3 separate regions of the Homo sapiens genome follow, and all the other regions are linked to region 3. A link is a contact called in ENCODE Hi-C or POLR2A ChIA-PET data. All regions are on one chromosome and are shown on one strand. The core of a region is the stretch at or near the end of the contact, and the rest is flanking DNA. Distances in the headings are between cores, read along the strand shown.

Evidence for each region. A loop is a pair of places that touch in the nucleus more often than their neighbours do. ChIA-PET counts read pairs that join two places held with the same protein, here RNA polymerase II (POLR2A). Pooled maps may share reads with other maps.
Region 1: a pooled map shows a loop between it and region 3 (11-fold over the local background). The contact joins two enhancer-like sites. A Hi-C loop is called at or near these places in 2 of 168 maps with a recorded cell type or tissue (OCI-LY7 and chondrocyte) and 6 of 50 pooled maps. POLR2A ChIA-PET finds 5 or more read pairs at or near these places in 3 of 52 experiments (OCI-LY7, activated B cell and naive thymus-derived CD4-positive, alpha-beta T cell).
Region 2: a loop to region 3 is called in a pooled map, with 5 times the contacts of the local background. The contact joins two enhancer-like sites. A Hi-C loop is called at or near these places in 5 of 50 pooled maps. POLR2A ChIA-PET finds 5 or more read pairs at or near these places in 2 of 52 experiments (OCI-LY7 and activated T-cell).

Annotation. Positions count from the first base shown.
Region 1 is chr12:116,981,386-116,984,570 of GRCh38, forward strand. The region is part of intron 5 of FBXW8 (F-box and WD repeat domain containing 8); the gene reads left to right. The region is part of intron 2 of LOC100506551 (a long non-coding RNA gene); the gene reads right to left. Among named protein-coding and RNA genes, the nearest start is that of FBXW8, 72 kb to the left of the region's middle. Within about 2 kb of position 1,511, at least 3 of the 41 ENCODE cell types and tissues checked have a DNase peak (open chromatin) inside an H3K27ac peak, as active enhancers do.
Region 2 is chr12:116,671,626-116,674,995 of GRCh38, forward strand. All of the region lies in intron 1 of LINC03088 (long intergenic non-protein coding RNA 3088), which reads left to right. Among named protein-coding and RNA genes, the nearest start is that of LINC03088, 12 kb to the left of the region's middle. RefSeq lists an enhancer at 1,319-1,628. Within about 2 kb of position 1,691, at least 2 of the 41 ENCODE cell types and tissues checked have a DNase peak (open chromatin) inside an H3K27ac peak, as active enhancers do.
Region 3 is chr12:116,817,808-116,821,049 of GRCh38, forward strand. The region is part of intron 7 of RNFT2 (ring finger protein, transmembrane 2); the gene reads left to right. Among named protein-coding and RNA genes, the nearest start is that of HRK, 62 kb to the right of the region's middle. RefSeq lists an enhancer at 1,316-1,365 and a silencer at 1,566-1,925. Within about 2 kb of position 1,689, at least 40 of the 41 ENCODE cell types and tissues checked have a DNase peak (open chromatin) inside an H3K27ac peak, as active enhancers do.

The DNA of each region.
Region 1 (3,185 bases), core at 261-2,760, 160 kb after region 3:
AGTGAAAGAACTAGAAGTGGTAATTACATGGATAAATAGAAATGGCTTTTTTATTATTTAAATATCTTTAAAAGATAATTGCCTGCTTATGCAAAAGTAATAACAATGTATTTAAGGTTTACAAGATGTACAAATAAAAAGTTTGTAACATATGTAGAAATAAAAAGTATGACAGTAATAGCACAAAGGCTGGAAGGGAAGAAATGGAAGTATGCTGCTGTGAAGTTCTTTTTTTTTTTTTTAATTGAGACAGAGTCTCACTCCGTCACCCAGGCTGGAGTGCAGTGGCACTATCTTGGCTCACTGCAACCTCCGCCTCCCAGGTTCAAGCAATTCTCATGCGTCAGCCTCCTGAGTATCTGGGATTACAGGTGCCCACCACAATGACTGGCTAATTTTTGTATTTTTACTAGAGACGGGGTTTCACTTTGTTGGCCAGACTGGTCTCAAACTCCTGACCTCAAGTGATACGCCCACCGCAGCCTCCCAAAGTGCTGGGATTACAGGCATGAGCCACCACACCCAGCCTAAAGTTCTTATATAACATGTGAAATGATACACTATTACTTGCAGGTAGACTGTGATAAAGACTTATGTTAAAATCCAAAAGCAACCTCTAAAATAACAAAGAGTTTTGGCTAACAAGCCAACAAAGGAATTAAAATGGAATAACCACATTTAGTTATCCCAAATACTCAATCCAAAAAATAAAAAAGGCAACAAAAGAGGAGAAAAGGGAGCAAAGAACAGATGGGATAAATTTAAAAAATTAGCAAAATGGTAGATTAAACCCAACCTTATGAATAATCACAGTAAATATAAATGATTTAAACACCCCAATTAAAAGCAAGACCAACTACATGCTGTCTATGGAAAACCCACTTTAAACATATAAAGACACAAGCGAAAAGATGGGAGAAGTTCTGCATGCTAACACTAATCGAAAACTGGCGTGGCCATGCAAAGTGGATTTCAAAGCAAAGACTATAGTAACCAGGGATACCGAGGGACTTTGCCTGTGATAAAGAATCAACTCATCAAGAGGACATACAATCCTAAATGATTTTGCACCTAAAAATGATGTTGAAGAACTGTGCACGTGATATCAGCCCCCCGACAAGTGAGGATCTGATCAAGTGCGACACTTTATAATTGAAGTAGGGGAAATCGAAAAAGATGAAGACACAACAGGCTTTCAGGAGAGAAAGATTTGACCATTTAATTGATGGAGCCCTGGATTTTTTTTTTTTTTTTTCCCAAAAAGACTCTTCTCAGGATAGCTCTGTGCTACTCAACCTTGTGGTGAAGGATATTTTATTGCATAAAGTTCTGTTGGAAAAATGATGCCAGCAAAGCCAATACTTGATTAATAATGAAAAATGTGTTTATAGATAAACTCCATGTGTGCTTAGAGTGAGCTGTGGTTAAATAGCTTCCACGCTTGGCAGCACCCAGGGTGAGTGTGATGGTGTACGTCAGTTACTCATTGAGCTCATAGTTATTTTATGCACTTACAAATGCAGCCGCTCATCCTGCACTTTTCCAGCTAAATTCCAGCCCAACTTCATGACGTACCAAGTCATGACATAACAAGTGGCTTTGGACCAAGTTGTTTAACCGCTCGGTGCTTCTGTTTCTTTTCTGTGAGAGGAGTAAAATGGTGCGCCTCCCAAGATGGAAGTGAATGCCCAGTGAGAGGAGACACACGAGTCTCTGAAGACTCAGAAGCTCTATGCAAATGGGAGTTTTTTTTCTCTTTACTGTTGTGATGTCTCAAAACAAATGCAAACAAATGCAATGCAGAGTGTTTGAAGGAAGCCCATGTTAAGAGCAGACATCTTGGCATGGGAGAGCCGATCTCCCATCTGATATGTAGAGCCACTGGCATTTTCTGCAGCATATTTTTCTCTTCTGAGTCAGGATGGAAAGAATTTGCCAAAATAATTGCCAGGGGAATGTGCTGTGGAACCTTTTGTGATCCGCTTATCCCCCAAGTTTATCATAATTCTTAAGAGTGCACTGTGTTTTAGATGCGAAGCAACATTTAGCTTGAAGAAGGCTCTGCTTTTGTTTATAATTGCTTCCTTAGCCTACTGACAGTTTGGAAGTCTGGCAAAGCAGCCCAAATGTATTATTTTCTTCCAATTCTCTATATTTATTTAGTGCTGAATGATCCTTTATAGTAAGATCCTAAACTCAAAGCATTTATAGTTTAAAGACAAAGTAGAAGGCAAGAAAAAAGAAAGATAGGAAGATACACTGCCAAGAGAAGGAAAGCAAAAAGCTTGGTCTGTTCTAGATAATAGGAAGTTATAGGAAATAGGGCTAGATTTACGGATGATCAATAGAAGGGGAATTAGCATTGATAGATTAAATATGTTTTATAACACAGCAGGAACTATAGACTGCATAAAAATAAAAGACAGAAAGGAATGGTCCATCTTCAGTGCTTCGTGTGGCCGGTCTCCTTTCATCTGCCTCACAGTCCTATGTAGTAGGTAATGTTGTCTTCAACTTTACAGAAAGGCTAACAGGCTCAGAGCTGTTAAGCAGCTCCCCTAAGTCCGTCAGCTAACAAGTGCTGGAGCTGGATTTGAACTCAAATAGTCACAAACTGTTATCTCCACACATTTATTTCTTGGTGAATTTTGAAAAATTGAATCAATTGGAATTGGAGCAAGGCATTAACCAGCCTAATGCAGAGAGTAATCATTTTCTTGGGTAAATCTTCGAAGGGAAGGAAATAGCTTGGGAATGATAAAAAGAAATTATTTTTGAGGAAAGAAGAATCAATGAAATGCTAAGTACAGAAAAGGTTATCTGACTGGAAAAGCATAAGCTCCTGTAGACCACTGGTCCTAAACTCCAGTGGACATCCCCAGAGTTACTGGTGCCTGACAGTCTGCATTTCTAATAAGTCGCCACGTGGTACTGATGCTACCGGTCTGGAAACCACCCTGGAGAAAGGGTGTGTGGCCAGTGTGTGAAAGAGGAATTAATCTGGGTAGCAGCATTCCAGGTGCTGGGAGAAGAGTGGAAAATCGGCATTTTTGGCAAGTGTGGGATATTGAAGCACAGGTTTTAGAGCTGTGCAAAATAAAGCACTGCTGCTAACAGAGGCTTTAGGAGGATGGCGCTGAGGAAGGATGTGAAATTCAGGCTGAGCATCCCTAATCCAAAATTCC
Region 2 (3,370 bases), core at 441-2,940, 150 kb before region 3:
ACTCAGAGCATGCACGTTGGGGGTTTCTACCCCCAATCTCATATCCCAGAGCACGTGTCTCCCCATGTGTGTTCCCAACTTCCTGAGCTTGTGCTTTTTTTTTGGTGAGGGAAGACATGGTCTCACTCTATCACCCAGGCTGGAGTGCAGTGGCATGATCTCGGCTCACTGCAACCTCTGCCTCCTGGGTTCAAGCGATTCTCCTGCCTCAGCCTCCTGAGTAGCCGGGATTACTGATGCATGCCACCAACCATGCCCAGCTCACTTTTTTTGTATTTTTAGTAGAGACAGGGTTTTCACCATGTTGGCCAGGCTGGTCTCATTGAACTCCTGACCTCAAATGATCTGCCTGCCTCGCCTCCCAAAGTGCTGGGATTACAGGCATGAGCCACTGCGCCCAGCCGAGCTTGTGCTTTAGAGAGGGGGAGAGAGAGAGAGAAAGAGAAAGAGAGCGAGATTGGATGGGTGGATAGATAGATAGATAATAGATTGATAAGACTTGATAGATTGATAGATGATAGATAAGATGATTGATAGAAGATAGATACGATGGATAGATGATTGATAGATGATAGATAAGATAGATGATTGATAGATAAGATAGATTGATGAAAGATAAGATAAATAGACTGATAGATGATCGGTAAAATACATAGATTGATTGATTTCGGGAGTACAGGTGCAGTTTTGTTATATGGATATATTGCATACTGGTGAAGTCTGGGGTTTAGTGTAGCCATCACCCGAATAGTGTACATTGTACCCATTAAGTAACTTTTCATCCCTCTCCCTCCCCCTCCCCACCCTTCTGAGTCTCCAATGTCTATTATTCCACTCTCTATGTGCATGTGTTCATATTATTTAGCTCCCACTTATAAGTGAGAACATGCAGTATTTGACTTTGTGTCTGTTATTTCACTTAAAGATAACTGCCTCTAGTTCCATTCACGTTGCTGCAAAGGACATGATTTCATTCTTTTACATGGCTGAGTAGTCTTCGTGTGTGTGTGTGTGTGTGTGTGTGTGTGTGTGTGTGTGAGAGATATTTATCCATTCATGTGTTCTGGATACTTAGCCTCTTTATCTTTGCTATTGTGAATAGTGCTGCGATATGGGTGCAGGTATCTTTTTGATACAATGATTTCTTTTCCTTCGGGTATATACACCAGTTTTGGGGTTGCTGGATCGAATAGTAGGACTATTTTTAGTTCTTTTGAGAAATCTCCCTACTGTTTTCCATAGAGGTTGTACTAATTTACCTTCCACCAGCAGTGTAGAAGTGTTCCCTTTTCTCCACATCCTCGCCAACATCTGTGATTTTTTTGCCTGTTTAATGATGGTCATCCTGACTAGAGTGAGATAGTATCTCACTGTGGTTTCAGTTTGCGTTTCTCTGATGATTAGCGATGTTGAGCATTTTTCACATGTTTCTTGGTAATTTGTGTGTCTCCTTTAACAAGATGTCTGTTCATGTCCTTTGTCCACCTTTTAATGGGGTTATTTGCCCTTTGTTGTTGTTGAGTTGTTCGAGTTCTTTGTAGATTCTGGATATCAGTCCTTTGTCAGATGCACAGTTTGCAAATATGTTCTCCCATTCTGCAGCTTGTCTGTTCACTCTGTTGATTATCACTTTTGCTGTGCAGAAGCTTTTTTAGTGAACTTTTGCTTTTACTGTAACACATGCCACATCCTGTCTTACATGACAGTTGGGTCCCTTGTTCTCATCTCCAGTAACTTTGCTTCCCCTCACTTCAGTGTCCAAGGGCCTGCCTTTCCTGCCAGGCTGTGAGGACCAGGAGCCCACAGCCGTGCCTGCATGCCTGTTTCAAGCTTGCTGTATACCCAACGCACAGCACAACAAATGCCTGTATTTTCTTTTTTTTTCTTTCTTTCTTTTTTTTTTTTTTTTTTTTGAGACAGAGTCTCACTTCGTCGCCCAGGCTGGAGTGCAATGGCGTGACCTCAGCTCAATGCAGCCTCCAAAAAAACAAACGAAAATATTTATAGCTACTTTTAATTACATGTAGATTAAGGGGCAGTTTATGCAGAAATTTCAAGGAAAGGGTGGTAGCATTTGGGTCCTCGGTCTTTGCCACGGAAAGGAGCAGTAACTCCCAGTGTTGCCATGGCAATGGTAAACTGTCAGCGCTCACAGGTGGGCGTGTCTTATGGAGAGGTGCTACTGCCCCATCCCTGTTTTAGCTAGTCCTCAATGTGGTCCAGTGTCCAAGCCCCACCCCTGGAGTTAAGTCCCGTCTCCTGCTTCACTGGTTCTAGGGAGCTCTGGGATAACCTGAGATCTCCCTTGTATCCGCCCAATATTGCCCTTACGTCCTTATGGATGTTGTTTCCAAGAACACACACCCATAAACCTGCACACAAATCTCTGCCTCAGAATCTATTTCCCAAGGGCGCCACCTAGGAAAGAAGGCATAACAAAGTTTGGGGGAAAATATTGTCTTGTCTTCTCCAGTAACCACAGACCAGCAGGCCCGTACATCTCAGCTTCTTCTTAACCTGGGTAACATCAATGCCTGTTCTGTTCCAGATAGGTTCTCATTCTGTTGATTAGATTTAATAGGGAGAATTGGGGGGCCTTCTGGTTTTCTGGCCAGCTTTTCCTATTGATGCCTTCCAAAGTCATTCAACTTCCTGCCTTGAGATGTATCAGTGACTTCCCACTGCTCTGGGGAAAGGCTGCATATGGCCCGGCTTTCTCTGTGTCCTCACCTTATCCACACATGCTTCCTGAGCTACATCTGAAGCTTGTCAATTGCTCATTTCCTCCACCACAGGGCCTTTGTATATGCTGTTTATGGTGCCCACACCCCACCGACCCCACCCCTTATTCACTGAATTAACTCTTGTTTATTCTTCAGATATTAATTCCGTTGTCTTTTCCTTGAGGCGACCTTTTCCCAGAGGCACAACTGCATAGTGTCCAGGGTCTATGATACCTTTAGGGGCCCAGAAAAAAAGGCTTAATTTCTTTTAAAATCAGAAGAGGGAGACAGTGACTATATTATGATGAATCCAACCTGGATTTATACCAACAAAGTTGCAAAATGTAATTTTTTTTAATGAGAAAAAGCCCCCGCCCACCCCCCTACAGGGCAAAAGTCCCTCAGACCTTTTCTGGCCTCCCCCTAACCCACCAGCACTGCTAGGTCAGGTCTTCCCTAAGTAAGATGCTTTCACTCTGCCCTGAACTCTTCTGCCTAGGCAGGTACCACGGTTGTAACTTGACATTTGGCCCCTAAACCACTAGCTGGATGAAGGCAGGGACCATGTCAGACTTATTCTCTGTGCAACACCGAGTCTACACAGCACTTGGCTCTTATTATATGCTCAATAAACATTTGCTGCAAGT
Region 3 (3,242 bases), core at 439-2,938:
TGCATTTACTCCAAAAATATTTCAGTGTCATATTATGACAGGCACTGCGAAGGTGTTGGGGATAAGATGATAAATGAAAGAAACAGACCAAAACAGAGTCCCTGCTCTCATTTCATTGGGGGAAATCACCATTAAACTATATCAACACGCAAATATAGAACTTCAAGTTTCAACAAGCACTAGAGACAAATAAAAACAATTCATGGAGAATTCGTTTAGGGAAACGGGAAAGGGCTTTCTCTGTGGGATGGACATTTGAGCTGAAACTTGTACTTCCTTGACATCTGACTTTGGTTTTAAAAAATATTTACCAGCCTGGGCAACACAGGGGAGACCCCCTCTCTACAAAAAAAGTCTTTAAAAAATTATCTGGGGCATGGTGGCACACACCTGTGGTCCCAGCTACTCGTGGGGCTGAGAGGGGAGGCTCGCTTGAGCCCAGGAACTCAAGGCTGCAGTGAGCTGAGATCGCACCACTGCACTCCAGCCTGGGTGACAGTGAGGCCCTATCTCAAAAAAAAAAAAAAAATCCGCTTTTTCGTCTGCAAACCTGGGCTGGTAATATCCCTCCCAGCTTTGCCCTTAGTAACAGGCCCTGGCTCAGTGCCTGGTTCAGCACTGCCGTTCAGTAAATGTCATGTCCCTTCCTTCCTGTCGTTCCTGGCTGTGTATGTTGCTGGAGGTCTTCTGAGGAGTGGTGTGAGTGAGCAGTCTCTAAGCGATGGGAGAAATCTGCTGCTGGCAAGTGAGTTGTGAAGCCTCTAATAGGCTCTCACTGGACCCTCTTCAACTGGGTTTGATGGCGACCCTGTCGGAGAGAGAAGGGAGGGTGTATCGTCCACTGTCAACATTCGGAAGCCTTCCTCTTTTTCTGGGGAAGGTGGTGTCGAGTAATTGAAAGGCTCTGCTGTAGAGTCAAGTCACCTGGGTACAAGTCCCAGTTCTGCAGCAAGTAACTTGACCTCTCCGAGCCTTGTGTTCTCATCTGTAAAATGGTCCGTATAATTCCTCTACAGTGGTCTGTCATGTGGAACAGGACCCAGCATTGCGGGGGCACGCCGCAAGTGGGACCGTTACCACTGTTTACACCAGAGCAAGGAGGAACTGGGGTAAAGGTGCAGAGGTTTGGGGTACAGGTAAGGAGAAGAAAAAGGCTGTCAAAGGGCTCATTCACATCATGGAGGTCCGGGTTCCTGCGCCACCCTTCCCTACGTGGGTAATCTGGGGCAGATTCCTTTATCCCTCTGATCCCGTTTCTTCGTCTGTAAGACACAGCTCCACAACTTCCTTCACTCAGTGGCTGTGAAATCCTGCAGGCAAGCCGCGTCGCATGGCCCCTGACTTCAAGTTTAGGGGAGCTGATGAGGTCACTCCCTGCTGGACAAGGGGTCTTCGGGGTGAAATGTCCAAATAAGAGAGCGGGGAGTGGACGCGCAAAGATGCGTCAAAAGGATGGAAAAGGCAGCTTTGCCCTTCGCAAACTGAGATCTCCTTTGTCCGCGAAGGGCTAAGAGCCTCAGGCTCGGGGGCCTGGTACCGGCGCGGGACGCCCGGAGGCCAGACCCGGAGCCGGCGGCGCGCAGAGCGGGGCGGCCCGGGGCGCGGGGCTGTGACCTCATCGGCCGGCGCCGTCCCGCGGGGCCATGAGATCATGAGATGCCGGCGCTCGCCGAGGAGTCGATTTGTTGGGAGCGCGGGGACAGCCGGCCGCCCGACGCGGTGATCTCATCCGGGCCCGGGGGAGGAGGAGGCAGGCGGCCGGGCCAGCCCGCGCCGCCAGGAGGGGGATTAATGGCTGCCGCCGGGTGGTGACGTCACCGGCAGCACCCGTTGCCAGGCAACGCGCGGCCACCAGCCCCGCCCCGCTGGCCCCGCCTCCTACCTGCTGCGCTTCTTTCCATCCTGGCTCGCCCTTCTCTTGCCTTTTTTCCTTTTTCTTTTGTATTGAGGCATAACTTACATACTGTGGAGTGCCCTAATTATAAAGCTCAGTGGATTTTTACAAACATATGTAATCACTCAGATCAAAGTATCAACAAAGCTGTCCGACAGAAATATAAGAGTAGTCACACAGACGATTTTAAATGTTCTAGTAGTCACGTTAAACAACTAGAAAGGAACAGGTGACTTTAATTTTAATACTATATTTTATTTAGCCTAATGTGTCCAAAATATTATTTCAACATGTAATCAACATAAAATTTTTAATGAGATATTTTACCTTTTGTTGTTTTTCTAAGACTTTGAAATTCCTTGTTTCTTTTGCTTTTAAGGGATATTGTTTGTTTGTTTGTTTGTTTTTAAAGACAGTCTTACTGTGTCTCCCAGGCTGGAGTGTAGAAGTACGATCATGCTTACTGCAGCCTCGACTTCCCTGGGCTCAGGTCATCCTCCTGCCTCAGCCTCCCGAGTAGCTGGGTCTACAGGCGTGCGCCATCATGCCTGGCTAGTTTTTGTAGAGACAGGATTTCATTATGTTTCCCAGTCTGGTCTCGAATTCCTGGTCTCAAGGGGTCCTCCTGCCTCGGCCTCCCGTAGTTCTGGGTTTATAGGTGTGAGCCACCATGCCCAGCTATCCCTGTGTATTTTAGACTTTCAGTACATCTCAATTCAGAATAGCCACATTTCAAGTGCTCCATAGCGACATGTGACCAGTGGTTACTGGATTGGCTGTGGTGGATATGGAACATTTCCGGCATCTGGAAAGTTCCTGTGTCCTCACTTCCCCCACCAGGGGTACCCATTATTCTGAATTTTATCATCCTTCAGTTATCCTTCCCTCTCTACCCCCATAGCTTGTATCTTTTCTTTCTCTTTCTCCCACATCTTACTTTATCTCCTAAGGTCTCCTAGGGTCTCCCTTTCTCTGTTTCTCAGAGTGGCACAAAGCCACTCTGGAAAATCAGGCTGGATTTAAATCCCGGCTCCACCACTGTCTAGCAACTTCGAACAACATACCCTGCCTCTTTGAGCCTCTCTCTCCTCACCAGTTAACAGGGGCAAATAATTTCAGTGTCCATCTCCTGGGATTGTCAGAGTCTGGGGACAGCCTGCAGGTACTAAGTGTTCAACCGAGAAACTCATCACTAAACTAGAAGCCAGCCCTAGTCCTTCTCTCTTTCCTCTTGTAATCCTCTCACTTGCTGGGTCTCCCACTCTGTTCTTCCCTCCCCTGCCTCTGTGTTTGAGCTTTCTCATCTAAGAAATGGGAACGCGTCATAACTACCTACAAGAGGAGCAAT